2 separate regions of the Homo sapiens genome follow, and region 1 is linked to region 2. A link is a loop called in an ENCODE intact Hi-C map of the cell type or tissue named here. Cell type or tissue: heart right ventricle. All regions are shown on one strand. Region 1 overlaps PTCHD1-AS (PTCHD1 and PHEX antisense RNA). Region 2 has its middle 110 kb from the start of PRDX4.

Evidence for each region. A loop is a pair of places that touch in the nucleus more often than their neighbours do. Peaks named below come from ENCODE experiments on the same cell type or tissue, not always from the same donor. Only the 100,000 strongest peaks of a DNase experiment are listed, where the experiment ranks them.
Region 1: it touches region 2 in a loop (4-fold over the local background); 9 of 110 quality-filtered maps call a loop at or near these places.

Annotation. Positions count from the first base shown.
Region 1 is chrX:23,007,477-23,009,976 of GRCh38, forward strand. The region is part of intron 3 of PTCHD1-AS (PTCHD1 and PHEX antisense RNA); the gene reads right to left. Among named protein-coding and RNA genes, the nearest start is that of DDX53, 8.8 kb to the left of the region's middle. In heart right ventricle, a CTCF peak has its summit at 1,116 (motif pointing left); no DNase peak of the experiment used is centred here; H3K27ac peaks cover 650 bases.
Region 2 is chrX:23,553,285-23,555,784 of GRCh38, forward strand. No RefSeq gene overlaps it. Among named protein-coding and RNA genes, the nearest start is that of PRDX4, 110 kb to the right of the region's middle. In heart right ventricle, a CTCF peak has its summit at 1,214 (motif pointing left); no DNase peak of the experiment used is centred here.

The sequences.
Region 1 (2,500 bases), 550 kb before region 2:
CAGTTCCAAAGTCATTTCCATATTTTGGGTATCTTTACAGCAGCACCTCACTCTACTGGTACCAATTTACTGTATTAGTCCATTTTCATACTGCTATGAAGAAATACCCAAGACTGGGTAATTTATAAAGAAAACGAGGTTTAATGTATTCACAGTTCCACATGGCTGAGGAGGCCTCACAATCATAGCAGAGGGTGAAGGAGGAGCAAAGGCAAGTCTTATGTGGTGAGCAGGCAAGAGAGCTTGTACAGGGAAACTCCCCTTTATAAAACCATCAGATCTCATGAGACTTATTCATTATCACAAGAACAGCACAGGAATGACCCGCCCCATGATCCAATTACCTCTCACCAGGTCCCTTCCCCGACATATGGGAATTATGGGAGCTACAATTCAAGATGACATTTGGGTGGGGACACAACCAAACCATATCAGTCGTCATAACTGGGGGTGATGGTGGTGGTACTGGTATCTCCTGGGTATAGTCGGAGGATGCCACTAAACATCCCACAATTCATAGGAGAGCTCCCTAAAACAAAGAATTATCTGGCCTGAATGTCAGTAGTGCCACAGTTGAGAAACCTTGCAATGGATTAAGCAAAAATAAAAGCGCAAACCTAGGTGTAGAGAAGCCAAGAAGGGACTTTATGAAGGAAAACAAAAAGAGGATATTCATTTGTTGTGCACTGCGCAATACAAAATCCTCCACTGGCTGGGCATGGTGATGCACGCCTGTAATCCCAGCACTTTGGGAGGTAGAGGCGGGTGGATCACCTGAGGTCAGGAGTTCGAGACCAGCCTCACTAATATGGTAAAACCCCCATCTCTACTAAAAATACAAAAAATTAGCCAGGCGTGGTGGCGGGTGCCTGTAATCCCAGCTACTCAGGAGGCTGAGGCAGGAGAATCGATTGAAGCCAGGAGGCGGAGGTTGCAGTGAGCTGAGATGGCGCCACTGCACTCCAGCCTGGGTGGCAGAGCAAGACTCTGTTAAAAAAAAAAAAAACCCTCCACTAACTTTCCTTTCTTTGGTATAATCTGTATTTCTCAGCTGGAGTTGATTTTGCTCCCTAAGGGACATTTGGCAATGTCTGGAGACAATTTTAGTTGTCCCTACTAGGGGGCAGCATTGCTACTGGCATCTACTGGGTAGAAGTCAAGGATAAACAACTTAAAATGCACAGCACAGTAACTTAAAACAATGGATTTTTCAGTCCAGAACATACAGTGTTGAGGTCAAGAAACTGATTGCATTGATTGACCAGTGAAGTTTTTGTGTAAGTAAACTGTGTTTCAGAAATTCAAAGAAATACTTAGTTCTACATACAAATTGGGACAGATGGAAAGCAAAGCTCTGAATATACACAGGACTCAAAGTACGAGGATTCAGCTGACCTCAGAGTTGTGCATAAGATTCTTAGCATGGTGACTCACATTCAGTAGGCATTCAACAAATATTAGGTCCCTTCCACCTTCCCTCTCCCATCACCTACTATATATAATACTTGTTAACTATTCTGGGTGTTGCTCAAGCTGTTTTCCCCCATTTGGAATGCCCTTTCTCTTTCCTCTCTGCCAAGACAAATCACCTTTATCTTTCTGGGTCCAGCCAAAGTGCCATATCTTCCCTAAGTTCCTATCTACTCTCCTTCATTCCAAAACTTCTGCAGTTACAGTTCTTGTTATCAAAGAATAATGTTGACATTTACACTATCTGCATAGGAATCTAGTAGGCAATAAAGGTAGACCGTTTTAAATCAGTGAAGAAAGAAAAATCTATTCCAAACCAAATAAGTAAAATAAATAAATGAAAAATACATAATATATAGCAGGACAATTGATCAACCAAAAAACTCTTACTGTTAGAAAATAATTCCCACAAGATTATTGCTTTTATAAAAAACAAAAGAACATCAAGTTTATAGAGAGAAATAATTTCTGATATCAATGTGGAAAATAATTTTAAAACAGTAAAGCAACCACAGAAAATTAAAAGTAAATATGAATAGGTTTGATAAAGTAAAAATGAAAATCTTCTTAATGTTGAAAATATCATCAAAGGCAAAGGAAACACCAGAAAAATAATTTAAAATATATAATATGATCATAGTTATTTATATTTTATATATGGAGCTTTTTACAAAGAAAAAGTAAAAGATGAATAAATATGGGCTGAAATGTAAAAGGCAACTCACTAGACAAGTGAACAACATATATATTAAAAAGTGCTTGACTTCTTTATAATCAAAGGAATTAAAATTAAACCAATATGTAACTTTTCTCTAACAAATTGGGTTAAGGTTCTTTTTAAGGGTCTAATGCTACAAAGGATGCAGGGAAATAAACACTGATAAATTAAAATTCGATTTAATTCTATTCTGTGAAGGGACAGTTGAGATTATACGTATAATCTGTATATGTTTAACAGCCTTTGGCTCAGTAATATTACTTCCAGACATTTATCCCAAAGAGATAATCAGATATACATACCAGTATTTAT
Region 2 (2,500 bases):
ACTGAACTTCAGTAAACGTTCTCAGACAGCCCAAGGTGACCTTACAGGGAGGGAGCCAAGGGATAAATAATTGATCTCACTCTCCTCTCTCTCTCTATCTCTCTCTCACCTATCACTGGGGCCCCCATGAGCAAAACCAACCTGGAAGCCAGAGAAAATAAGAGCTCCTTGATGAAGTTCATACAGATTAGCATCCCAGGCCAGAGAACAAGGTGAAGACAAGAGGAGAATGGCTCTGAAGGGACAAATTAAAGCTATCCAACACTCCATGTTTTATGGAGCAAGTTTCTTCTCCCATCCATCATCTACATCTATTTAGTGACTACTGCATGCAATATACAGTAAATTATAAGAACATGGTGAAGATGTGGGAAAAGGAAGTTGAAGATAGAGAGAGAGTCACAGAAAAATCTCCTACAGGAAATTAAAATTAAAACATGTTTCTAACCATGGCAAAACTCAATTACCATATCTACAAGTAAAAATCTACCCAAAGGGCTGTCTGTGGATCAGTAGCATCAGCATCATCTGGGAACTTGTGAGAAATGCATAATCTCAGGCTCCACCCCAGACCCACTGACTCAGAATCTTATTTTTAATCAAATCCCCAGGTGCCTATTATGCACATTAAAGTTTAAGAAGCACTGCTGTAAAGACTCCCTAAATTTACTCAGGGTAATACTAAAAGTTTGGAGTAATTAAAGCTAGTGGGATTTAACATGGGAAAGTTCAAGAAGGTGTTATATTTTAGAAGTTTATTAGAATAGCATTTTACTGAAAACATCATGTTTTTACATTTAATCGTAAAGTCAAATGGCAAATATACTTAATTAGTAACTGGATATATAATATTCATGAAATAATATTATCAAAACTGATAGTAAATATTGTTCCATTAATACAAAGTTCTTTGGGGATAAAAAAAAATTCTTATGCTACATAAATTCTCTAAGTTCTCTAAAGAAAGGAAAAATCCAGGCTATTTAAATTGGAAAGCTGCTGCTTCAGTTTTGTGCTTTGCTGTCATTCTCGACTTAATACTATTTTCCTTTCTATTTCAGGATCAACTCTGACACTTCATGGGTGTTCAGTAAACACTTTTTGATCGATTGAAGCCCAACTGTTTTAAAATTGTATGCTAAACTATAATAATAGATCAGCACCAAAATCTAGTTGCAGACTGTCTTCTCTACCTAAAGAACAGCACCATCTAGTGTTTGCCCAACAATGTTCCATCTTCTATCAAGTGTATCTTTACTAAGCCATATGAGAAAATTCTAATGTTAAAGTTAATCCACTGTGTCATACCGTTCTACCTTACTACATATCTAACAAAGTCTTAGAATAATTTAAGTTTGCTTTTGCCATGCATCAGTTCTAGCTTTAAAATAGCAGCAGCAGCCTGGAGCACTGGCTCAGGCCTGTAATCCCAGCACTTTGGGGATGCCGAGGCAGGCAGATCACGAGGTCAAAAAAATCGAGACCATCCTGGCCAACATGGTCATCTCTACTAAACATACAACAACCCCATCTCTACTAAAACTACAAAAATTAGCCGGGCGTGGTGGCGCGTGCCTACAGTCCCAGCTACTCAGGAGGCTGAGGCAGGAGAATCGCTTGAACCCGGGAGGCAGAGGTTGCAGTGAGCTGAGATCCTGCCACTGCACTCCAGCCTGGCGACGGAGCGAGACTCCGTCTCAAAAAAAAAAAAAAAAAAAAAAACAAAAAAAGCAGGAGCACTATTTCATACACTACGGAAAGACAAATTTACCTCAACATCTCAGTAGCCCAGCCCACATCTTCTTACTTCAATCCTTATCAACTCAGTGCATACCATCTGATTTCCCACTTCAAGAACCTATCGGCCATGCCTGAGGACTTTTTCAGGCCACCAAAAACCACCTTGCTGCTCACACTGCAGGCCAGACCTAGATTAACCCTGCCCTCAGAAGCCCCCAGCCAAGACTAATGAGAGATGATGCATAAACATCCCAGCTTCCTATCCCCTCAGGAGACAGGCTCTGTTTCCTAGAGTTTTCTCATAAGACGAAGTGCCAATCACTCACAACGGTGACTCTTTTGGCTGCCTTCTCTTCCCAGTCTCACTTTCCTACTCCCCTAGCAATGTTTCCCTCACCTCCAGATAAACTACTTGCACTGCATTCTTACGCTGCAGTCTGCTTCTGGGAAAACCCAAATTAAGACATTCTTACTGCACCATATCCCATCGAAAGCCATTGGCTAAGAAGACAAGTAGAGAAGAAGTGTTCCATGCCTGGTTCATCATTTGCTACCCTCCCACCACCCCACCCAGTTCACCAACCTAATATATAATCACGGCATCACAGGAATATTACATAACAGCAGAGACTTTGCTTTATTCACTGCTGTATTACAACACCTAGAACAATGCCCACAAATAGTAATTGCTCAATAAATATTTGCTGACTACAAGTTAATGCTGGACATAAATATATCTCTGAGCTTTGAAAGAAGAAAG